Regions from separate parts of the Homo sapiens genome. Here region 2 is linked to region 1. The links are chromatin contacts, found by Hi-C or POLR2A ChIA-PET in ENCODE. All regions are on one chromosome and are shown on one strand. The core of a region is the stretch at or near the end of the contact, and the rest is flanking DNA. Distances in the headings are between cores, read along the strand shown. Region 1 holds the start of LOC107984619 (a long non-coding RNA gene). Region 2 overlaps GTF2F2 (general transcription factor IIF subunit 2).

Evidence for each region. Hi-C counts contacts between places; a loop is a spot of excess contacts on that map. ChIA-PET counts read pairs that join two places held with the same protein, here RNA polymerase II (POLR2A). Pooled maps may share reads with other maps.
Region 2: a pooled map shows a loop between it and region 1 (2.6-fold over the local background). The contact joins two enhancer-like sites. A Hi-C loop is called at or near these places in 3 of 50 pooled maps. POLR2A ChIA-PET finds 5 or more read pairs at or near these places in 3 of 52 experiments (AG04449, H1 and T-cell).

Annotation. Positions count from the first base shown.
Region 1 is chr13:44,919,283-44,925,246 of GRCh38, forward strand. LOC107984619 (a long non-coding RNA gene) reads right to left here and starts at 5,698. Exons shown (of 2, transcript XR_001749860.1): 1 at 4,225-5,698. Within about 2 kb of position 2,392, at least 6 of the 41 ENCODE cell types and tissues checked have a DNase peak (open chromatin) inside an H3K27ac peak, as active enhancers do.
Region 2 is chr13:45,279,693-45,285,268 of GRCh38, forward strand. GTF2F2 (general transcription factor IIF subunit 2) reads left to right here. Exons shown (of 8, transcript NM_004128.3): 8 at 3,750-5,201. The coding sequence ends at 3,869. Among named protein-coding and RNA genes, the nearest start is that of SNORA31B, 54 kb to the right of the region's middle. Within about 2 kb of position 2,124, at least 3 of the 41 ENCODE cell types and tissues checked have a DNase peak (open chromatin) inside an H3K27ac peak, as active enhancers do.

The DNA of each region.
Region 1 (5,964 bases), core at 1,142-3,641:
AATGTGGAGAAACCCCCGTCTCTATTAAAAATGCAAAAATTAGCCGGGCGTGGTGGCGCACGCCTGTAATCTCAGCTACTTGGGAGGCCGAGGCAGGGAGAATCGCTTGAACCGGGGAAGTGGAGGTTGTAGTGAGCTGAGATCATGCCACTGTACTCCAGCCTGGGTGACAGAGTAAGACTCTGTCTAAAAAAAAGAGAAAAGAAAAAAAAATGGGAATGTGGCTCTGAAAAAAACCAGAAGCATTGACAGCAAACCTACTCTGTGTATCAGACACATTCAAATGTGTTTATTTAATCCTCATAGTGTACCTATGAGGTAGGTCTTACCCACATTTTAGTTGGTTCTTCCTGTACTATCTTTGAACAGAGTACAGAGTTTCTTAATCAGACAACTGCTTTCCTTTTGAGGATATTTGCTTTGGAACACCAAAGAAAACTCTCCAAAACAAACGCCCTCAACTACGGAATACCTGACATCTGTGGTTCTCAATTTGAGGGCTCAGATTTCATAAATACTTTTCAGTTTTATATTTCCCTTTGATGATAATTCTTTTTAAAAAAGACATCTTACAGGTTTTCAAGATCTAATTTCTCACAGTAACCCATCCATTGGACGGGCACCATCCTTAGGATGTAACCAAAATGTGAATTTACTCTTGGTTTCTCACGATCACTAAACTGAAATTTGTTCCATTTTTCTCTTTACCAGTGGATGAAAACTCAAGCAGTAGCAGAAAGCCCTATGGTCACTTTATTTTTATTGTTTATTTTGAGACAGGGTCTCACTCAGTGACCCAGGCTGGAGTGCAGTGGCTTGATCTCGTCTTACTGCAGCCTTGACTTCCCAGGCTCAAGTGATCCTCCCATCTCAGCCTCCCAAGTAGCTGGGACTGCTGGTGGCACTCACCACCAAGCCCAGCTAATTCTTGTCTTTTTTGTAGAGACAGGGCTCCACCATGTTGCCAAGGCTGGTATCGAACTCCTGGGCTCAGGAGGCCCACTTTGGCCTCCCAAAGTGCTGGGAGCCCTGTGGCCACTTTAAGTAATAAAACACAATCCAGCGCAATACACTGTTTAACAGCTCAGTCCTCATTCTCAAATAGTTTGCCCCAGCCCAACTTGGGCATGATTTCCAGCTCGAAGTGGTGGTTTGCTGGAGCAGGCTCTTACTGCCTCACAGGAGCCCATGGTGGGCTTCTCTTCCTAACTCTGTGTTCAGTGACATCATATTGGTAGCCTGAGATGGCCACACTGGGAGTATTTACCCCATGGAAATAGGTAAATGCTACAAGGCAGGGCTTTTTCCTTGAAAAGCCAGTGTGCTGGTCAAAAAATAGCAATGTGCTGGTTAAATATCACACCAGGAATGAGCCACTTCTTTCTTTCTTTGGCCTTCTGCCTTTCGAGGCTCTGGGGTCCTCCAAGATTGGAGTGTGGGGAGGGGAACGAAAAGGGGCACAGGGCCGGGTGTGGTGGCTCACGCCTGTAATCCCAACACTTTGGGAGGCCAAGGCGGGTGGATCACATGAGATCAGCAGTTCAAGACCAGCCTGGCCAACATGGTGAAACGCCGTCTCTACTAAAAACACAAAATTTATCCGGGCACAGTGGCAGGTGCCTGTAATCCAAGCTACTTGGGAGTCTGAGGCAGGTTAATTGCTTGAACCGGGGAGGCGGAGGTTGCAGTGAGCCAAGATCGTGCCACTGCACTCTAGCCTGGGCGACAGAGTAAGACCTTGTCTAAAAAAAAAAAAAAAAAGTGGGGGTGGGGCACAGAAGTTCCTACTCAACTGGCATTGTCCAATGTCAGCTTCCAGCTCTCTGGGCCTAAACTTGTTTTAGGGCTGACTCCTTTTCTCAGTGGTACTCTGTGGGTTTCTCAAAGGCTTCCCTGGGCCTCTTGGACAGGGCCTCACAGAAGGGGGTAGCAGTGTTTGCCCCGTGTGGGCCTCAGATCACTGGTATTAGGATCGTCAGTGGCTTTTTTCACCTGCAGATTCCCAGCCCCACCCACCCAGGACTTACAAATGAGAATCTGAATTTTCACAAGGACTTCCCCCTCCAAATGATTCTGATGCCAGTAGAGTTTGAGCAACAATGAACCACACGACAATAAATCCCCTTCAGTCGCTAAAAGCCCATGATCCCTGAAGCACAGTTTCTATCATTTCCTGTTCCTGCTCAAAAGCCTGGAAAAATGGCATCTCGTTGCTTGTTGAGTAAAATCTAAATTCTCTGGGCAAGCTTTCCAGGCTCTCCATAATCCAGCCCTGACATAGCCTGCTAATACTATCCCGCCGCAGCCCTCTTCAGAGGGGCCACATTCCAGATCACCCGACCTGCTCTGTCCTTCCCGTTCCTTTGTTCCACCTTGCTCCACACCACCCTCCCACTCTTCTTTCCAAGCCCGACCTCAATCCCAAGGCCAGCTCAGCCTTTGAAGTCACCTCAGGTCCTCTTGTTCACAAGGCACTCCCTCCCGCTTCCTCTGAATCCCAAAGCACAGACCTTTAAAAAATGGTGATATAAGCTTACGTCTTGCCACCCTTATTATTTCAGTTATTTAGTAGGAAAGTCCATGAATAAAAATCAGATTTTGTAATCCCCCTGGGAACCCAGTCCTGCACTCAATCATTCTGTCACATAGTCCTTCCTTTTATCTAACTTAAATACTTCCTGCTGTACTTCTATATGAAAGCTGCCACCTTTTAACCACCAGCAGGAACAAAATGTTCCTGGGAGGAGGAAAAAAAAAAAAAAAACATGAATTTTTGAAGTTTGGCCAGACCAGTAAGTGAGCTGCATTTCTTTAGTTCCACACACACAAAAAAAAAGCCTTCTTGTTGACACAAGAAACAGTTATTCCTGTTCCCATGCATCTAGGTCTGATTTTCAGTGGGCAACTGTCCCATTTTATCCACCATTTGATACTGGAAAAAAGCCCCAAACACATTGTACTTGCCAGGCATCTCCATTAGCCAAAGCAATCTGGGGTGTGATTCAGGCTTGTGTTTGCCAGTCATTTAGGAGTTAGAATGGTTTCCACTTTAGTAGGCCCAGGAGTCATGCTTTATAAGGCCATCACAAATAAGCACCAATTAAATTCCACTCTCCCAAGAACAGCTCTGGCCAGCACAAACTCAGCCTATGGCACAAGGTTAAACCTCAAAGCTCTCTTGAGTAACAGCACCTGCCCCTGCTGACCAGTGTGAATTAATCTTCATGGCCTAACACTAGGTTCAGTTTCTAAAATAGGGTTTGATCTCAGGAGGCCACTGGAATGACAGAGCTTCCTCGAGGGCTTGTTTAGATCATAGAATTCTGCCCCTCCCCTCTGTGCCAAATCTAGCAACTCCTACTTGTTCTGTGACTCAGGGCAAACATCCTTGAACGCTCAGTGCTGGGTGAGGTGCTCATTCTGGATTATCATTAGGTTGGATGGAGTTCCCTGTTTCCCTTCCTGTGGTAGACAGTAAGCTCCCTCATGGCAGAGTCTGGGTCTTACTCTGTTGTATTCCCAGCTTCCAGCACAGTGCTTGGCACACATAATGACTTAATGAATCAGCATTTTAATATAGTAACAATTTAATTCTCACAATGGCCCAATGAGATAGGTACCAATATTCTTCCCATTTTACAAATTAGAAAACAGAAACATAGGCGATTAAGTAAGTTACAGAAGCAGGATTCAAATCCAGGCATTTCATCTGGGCATAATTACTTAATTAATCTTTTTTTAATATATATATTTTTTTCATGTAAGACTTCCTGCACCAACTTAATGAGTCTCTTAAAATATCTTGGTTTCTTTGGGGATCCTCCTATAAAAGTAACTTTTCCCCTTAAATCAGCATATAACAAGAGAGAACTATTCCTCAGCTAGGTGAAAATATCTCCACAGCATCTTTCTTTACACATCATCAGCACTCAGTGCATGTTTGCATGATTGATCGCTTGCTTCATTCATTCATCCAATAATGAATCAGTCCATCTCAGAGAAATAGTCTTGGTTTCTACCTAGCACCGAAGTGGCAAAGCAAACTAATTGAGAGTCTCAGAAGGCCATAATTTTAATATTTAAGTAACAACAACAAAGAACAAGAAACTACATCCCTGTCTCCTAATATCGCTGGCACACACTCTCTTTCTTCCCCTACCTTCCCTTCACCTGATCTGATAGCCCAAGACAGGAAGAGCTTCACCAGCCCATCATCATACTCACCCTCATTTGTGTGCTCCTACCAGGGCTCAGACCTGGTTTTTCTTCAAGAACACACTTAGGAATTGTGAGTCCAAGCACTTCATGGCCTGACATCCGGAAAACTTGCCCACCATTGTAGGTTCTTGTTCCATGTTGCCGTTGCTCAAATATTGAAATTATGGCCCGCCGAGACCCTCAGTTAATTTGCTTTGCTCCTGAGGTGCTAGGTAGAAATCAAGTTGGACCTTGTATTGGAGGTTAAAGGTATTTCTGGTTTATTTCTGGACTTCTCAGCAGTAGTTCAGAGTGGAGTGAGCTTTCTAAACTCATTTTCTTCTTTCCTCGTGAGATGATCTATCTCAATAATCTTCAATAGGTCCATGGCCAGGGATTATGCCAAGTTTAATGTTCATCATGACTACCCGATATATATTTGACAGTGCTTGATATAAAAACAATAGCTATCACATATAGGATTCACTATGTGCCAGATAATTCTAAACACTTCAATAATTAACAATTTAATTCTCACACTGACCCAATGAGATAGGTACCAATATTATTCCCATTTTACAGATTAGAAAACTGAAACATAGGGAGGTTAAGTAACTTGCCCAAAGTCTGACAACTTATAAATAGTAGATGCGGGATTCAAACCCAGGCATTTCATCTCTGGAGTCTTAATGTATTTTCATATACCTTAATAAATCTACCCCTACTATTATAAGCATATTGCATAAAACAGGGCACTGTCATAAATAATCATAATGATAATGCCTTCAGCAACAATGGCAGCATACATTCTGAAGCCTGATGGCATCTTCAAAGGAGAATGAGGAAGAGGTTATGGGATCTTCTTAAACCAATAAAAATAAACATTTTGTGATCTAAGACTTCATAGATGCTAACATTGGAACGGAGAAGATGTCTGTCCCTGGTCCCTTCTTCCCTCCTCATCTATCCATTTTCAGAAATAGGGGCTGTTCAAAAATAAACTAATGTTTCTCTCTCTCAACCCAGTCTAGAGACAGAAATCTCATCAATTCCCCCTGCAACCTCTACTCAGATAGAGCTTCACTATTGTTCACTGATTGGTTAATTGATTGGTTCATGCAATCAACAAACCAGGCTAGAAGATTCATGAGGCATAAAACATCCTATCCCTCTAAAGCTGCAACCTTCTTGGCATCTACACATGGGCAATTAATGAGGACCTCAGGATTCACATAGCTAAAGCTGAGCTCCTGAGAGTCCATCCCCAACCGCACTCCCCAGCCAGCTCCCTCTGCATCTTCTCCATTCCAGTTAATAGCAGCTTTATTCTCCCCATTGTTCCAAGCCAGAACCCTGGAATCACCCTGGATTCCATTCTCTCTCAGCCTACCTCCAACCCCTCAGAAAATCCTACTGGCTCCATCATGAAAATAGACCCAGAATTGGATCACTTCTCCCATTCCCCTGGTCTGAGCCACCATCCTCTCTCACCTGGGTTAGACTGTGCGCCACCTCCCCACCTCTGCAGCCTATTCTCAACAAGGCAAGCAGAAGGAATCTTAAAACAAATCAGCTCATGCCACTTCTCAAAATCTTCCAGTGGCTTTCCATCTCACTCAGAATAAAAACCAAAATCCTGACTATAATCTACAAGGTCCTGCATGACAACCACCCCCTCCCATTCATTCTCCTCCCTCCCCATGCACCGAGGCTCCACTTGCCATTCTTCTAATCCTCTAGCTATGTCCTCACCTCAAGGCCTTTGCA
Region 2 (5,576 bases), core at 874-3,373, 360 kb after region 1:
GTCAGCAGTTCAAGACCAGCCTGGCCAACATGGAGAAACTCCGTCTCTCCTAAAAATACAAAATTAGCCAGGCGTGGTGTCACATGCCTGTAATCCCAGCTACTCGGGAGGCTGAGGCAGGCGAATCACTTGAACCCAGTAGGCAAAAGTTGCAGTGAGCCAAGATCATGCCATTGCACTCCAGCCTGGGCAACGAGAGTGAAACTCTGTTCCCACCGTCCCCCCGCCCCCCCCAAAAAAGGAGCATGTGATTTAAGAGGAGAGCAAGGCATATAAATAAAGGATTATAATATAATAAGAGCTACCATCGAAGGTTGTGCGGTGTGAAATGTAAATCTAAGGTAAGGCTGTTAGAGAAAGTTTCTCTGAGAAAGTAACATTTGAGCCTAGTCTTAAAGAATGAGGGGTCCAGATTTGAGGAAAGGAGATAAACGTTACAAGGAAGGGAAACAACATATGGGAAAAACCCAGAAGCACGCAGATGCAGAAATGGGAAGCATGCGTGAGGGGGAGTGTTGGAAGATGAGGCTAAAGGGAGAAGGCAGACCTGAGTGGATGCCTACAAAGGCGTTTGGAATTTAATGTGTAGCCCAAACGGGGAAGTCATTAGAATATTTTAGACAGAGGAAGGACATGTGCTCTTTCTGTTCTCTGTCCATGTCTTCCCTTTAGAGATTTTCCCTTCAGAGACCTTGTTTTTCCCTATCGTCACTACTACTTTCTCTGCTAATGTTTTATACCTACTTCCCTGCCAAGCTAATTTATTTGATTAGAGTAAAATGGTCTTAGGTTGCAGTTTAGAACATCCTAAAAATCAGGAAGTTTGTGTCCCCTACCCCCTGATCACAGTACATTGTGACCCTGATTGCATTTTGTTGCTTGAGAAATTGACTGACTATGGTCATCTCATTCCATTCTTATTGTTACAAGGAAAAAAGAATGACACCTTCGTTTATAAAAAGAATTCCATATGTTCTACTAGATTGCCAAAATGAGGGTGGACATGAAAACAACTGAATTTGTACACTTCAGACTTTATTAATATTTTTTGTTTAACCCTTTTTAGGATTTTCATTTTCTGGGCCTAGATTATAAATGGGCACACTAGACTTGAAGTCAGGAGAGCTTCTTTTCTATGGAGCTACTAAAATGCTCCTGGCAATTGTTCTTTTCATTTTTGACCCATTGCAGTGCATCCACAATTGTATGGTTGTTTGTGCAACATCGTCTTAGCCAGTCTCATAATAAACCATTCTTTGGAATTTTACAAAGATGTCATTCTTGGCACCTAAACAGAGAATCATTTGTGCCTAACCAATCATTTTCCATTTATGAATCCTGTTCAATTAGAAAGTAGTTTATGAACAGTGTCCTGTTTTTTAAATGTAATTTGAAATAGCAGGTGGCAGACTTGCATTTTATATTACCTAGATATCTCAAGCCTTTATGCTTACTCATTCACACGGGTCTGCTAGTGAAGCCAACTGTATAAGGTGTGGGAGGTAGGCAAGCCTCGGGGGAACCCAGGGCTCATTTGGTTCATTGCTGCCATCTGCTGGGGCTTGGCTGCTGGCATGGGAAGGCTGCCCACGAGAGAGCTGAGCCATCCTGAAGGAACCTCTGTATACTTCCAGTACTAATCAGCTATTATGTTTCTAGGTGACAACCTACCCCTAACTAAAAGGACTTTATGAACTCTAGAGCATTATATCAGTCAGTGTAAAGTGGCATTAGATTATGTTGGTAACACGTACTCTACAGCAAACATGAGGCTCAGAGAACGAAGCAACACACTAAGGACTCAAAGATCCTAGAGTATCAGAACTGGAAGAACCTTAAGCCAGATGTGGTGGAACTTTAGTATATAGTTACATGAGTCGCCTAGGCACTTGTTAAAATGCAGATTCCTGGGCCTAGCCCAAGAGACTTTGATTCAGTAGGCCCAAGCTGTGTCTCATTTAACAAGCTCCCCACAGGGTTCTGATGCAGGTGGTCTAGCACCATGCTAGAGAAAAGCACTACCTTAAATATACAGACAAGAGCTTCTCAGCCATTTTTCTTATTAATGCCTCACTTCAATCAATAAGAAAAATTACATCTTCCATCAATGGGATGAGTCATCATCATACCGTAACTAGTTCTTTGAAGCACACGCACACAAATTATTGTTGGATTGCTTTGTTCTGCAACAACAACAAAAGAGTCGCTTTTAAATAATTATCTTGGCTGGGTGCAGTGGCTCAGGCCTGTAATCCCAGCACTTTGGGAGGCCGAAGTGGGTGGATCACCTGAGGACAGGAGTTCGAGACCAGCCTGGCCAACATGGTGAAACCCCATCTCTACTAAAAATACAAAAAATTTAGCTGGGCGTGGTGGCATGCGCCTGTAATCCCAGCTACTTGGGAGGAGGCAGGAGAATCGCTTGAACCTGGGAGGCGGAGGTTGCAGAGAGCCGAGATCATGCCACTGCACTCCAGCTTGGGCAACAAGAGCAAAACTCCATCTCAAAATAATAATGATAATAATAATTAATATTATTATCTTTCCTTTCTTCTCCAAGAAGGAAATTCTGTAATTTATATTGGTCAGCTTATTGTGGAATGCTTTTTGGCCTTCAGCATTGGCAAGCAAAGGTCTAGTTTCATATTACACTTAACATAGCCATCATTTCCATGACCATAGTAATCATTTAGTAAATGTTTATTGAATTTTTAGGGACCTAAAACACCATAATATGACTCTTTTCTTTGGAGAAGCCAAACACAAGGCTGCATCCCTGATAGTTTTAGGGGATGTCTTCTTATCACTTTATTTATTTATTTGTTTTTTGAGACAGAGTTTCACTGTTGTTGCCCAGGCTAGAGTGCAATGGCACAGTCTCAGCTCACTGCAACCTCTGCCTCCTGGGTTCAAGTGATTCTCCTGCCTCAGTCTCTCTAGTAGCTGGGATTACAGGTTCCCACCACCATGCCTGGCTAATTTTTGTATTTTTAGTAGAGACGGGGTTTCACCATGTTGGCCAGGCTGGTCTCGAACTCCTGACCTTAGGTGATCTGCCCACTTCAGCCTCCCAAAGTGTTGGGATTACAGGCGTGAGCCACCAAGCCCGGCCTTATTATCACTTCTTACTCCCTTATCTGTGTTGGCAAGCTTGGCTAAAGTACAAATAGTAGTAAATACAAATAACAACTCTCCTTCTCACATAGGAAAAAATAAGTGGGTGGCCTAAAAACAAATTTGAGAACTCACCTTAGAACTGAGAATTCTGAATACCTGTCATATGCCTGCTTGATAGAATATTCTCAAAAATGTTGCTCATTTTTTTTATATGCTACTGCTCCTGAAACTACTGGTTTCAATCTGTGAACTGAGTCCCATGAGGCCACTGAACTCAAGGGCAGATTACCCTTGGTGTACCGTGTCACACTGAGTGAGGACCAGTAATTTTTTCGTGTATTTCATGTAGTGTTTTTTGTGTTTTTTTTGTTTGTTTGTTTTAGCTTTTAAGTTGTTGGCATTCAGGACTTTCAACTCCTTTAATGCACATGATCATATATTTAGTGCAGTTACCATGTCGCACATGTAGAATCAAAAGGCAGTTTATTGAACCTCCTTATAGAGAAATCTTGCTGAGCTTTTAGGATCATAATTTTTATGGCTTGCATATGTGCTTTGGCATATCATCTTATTTTAAGTTTTGTCCCCTGCATTTATAATCTCATTTGTTAGGGGTTTTGTTTTTGTTTTAGGTGTACCTGAAGGAAATCTTAAAAGAAATTGGTGTTCAGAATGTAAAAGGGATCCACAAAAACACATGGGAGCTGAAGCCAGAGTACAGACACTATCAAGGAGAAGAAAAGAGTGACTAAGAAGACTCCTAGCCAGCATGCTAGTGAAACGACTAGCAGCGATGCTATGCAAAAGGCGCTGATACTGGAAGGCTTGAACACCGTATGTTAATAGGGGTTAAGTGACAGTACTTTGATTTCTCTCGGTAAATTTTTTAAACCTGTAATTCTTGTAAAGTTTCTTAACTGTTTTTTTGAGGAGAAAGAACAGATTTATTTATAGACTTAACTTGTATTAAACCAGATTATTCACAGTAGGAATAGGGGTTGGAGGATTAAGAGGGTTTTTCTTAAATATTAGCTTTTAATGTGTACAATTAGGAAATTTTTTTAAGTGAGGACTCTCTACCCTTGCCGTATCTAAGGAGCTGAGGTAATACAGATCCAAGGAGAATTGTATAGCAAGAAAAAAACAGTCAACTACAGAAACTCTTAAAAGGAATAAAAACCCAAAGTTCCTTATTTTGAAATTGTCAAAGAACAAAGCGGTGTTTTTCTTTTAAACAGGTGATCACGTTTCGTGTTCATACTCAACGTTAATAAAAGGAGAGAGTTTGTAGTGAAATGGCAGTGTTCATCATTGGCTTATTTTACCGTAGTGATGCTGAGATGAGAAATGTGCAGGATCATGGTCAGTTGATGTTTCTTTTATTTGCTTTTAAGATAATTAGAAATTAAATATCTTTCCAAAATTTGAAGATATGTCTCCCCCAGTCAGATTATAAGCTTCTCAAAACTGGCTTGCCCCCAGAATTTTACTGCTTACCCAGCAGACATGTATTGACCATCACATGGCAAATGATATCAGCAAATCAAAAGATGGGCGTAGGGGTCCAGCCGAGACAGAAAACGTTAGTTTCAATTCCTGGGGCATTAAAATGTTGCTTTTCTCTTTCTCTTTAATTAATTTTTAAATGAAAACAATACATGTATATGTTAGTTTTTTCTAGCACAACACAATATTATATATTAAGCGATCCAAAATCATACTGTCAAGACCATCAAACAAAACAAAGAAGCTTAAGTGAACTAAGCACAGGGAAAAGTTGTTTTTTCACTCGTTCATTTTGTCATCTGCTTCTAGATGCTGCAATCAAGAAGTAGCAAATGCCCAAGTTGCCATAGTGTTTGCAGGAAAAAAAGAGAAAAAATAATAAAAATAAGGAAGGAGCAATGCCAAAAATTGAAGAAAATATTATATAATTAAAGCAAGAAGATATCTATCCATTGAGAAAAACAATTTTTATATTATTTGCTTTTAGCAGCAAAGCATTAGAATTCTGAGATTGTTATAGCACTAAGAAGATTTTTATTCTGTGTACACACTGAAAAATAAAATTCTGAGTAAAGAAAGTGTTCCCATTCCCCACTCCACCTCAGATTTTCTTATGTACAGGCACCAAATGTGGTATGCCCATCACCTTCTAGTTCCTGATGACTGGAAGCTCTGTGTCAGGAAGCCCGTGGATAATGGTCTGATAAATCTATATAGAACTGAGGATTCTGGATACCTGCCATGTGCTTGGTTCATAGCATGTATCTTCCCCAAAACCTTGTTTTTTTATATATTTGGTACTGCCCTGAAACAGACTGTGTCTCCTCTGCTGATGTCTTTTGTTTTGGGGACAGTGCCTGCCATATTGAACGAGGTGGCTGTGCCACAAGAGTTCCCAGGGCAGAGCTGTGTCTTATTTGAAGCTGTGCTTTGGTTTTTTTGTAAACTGGTTT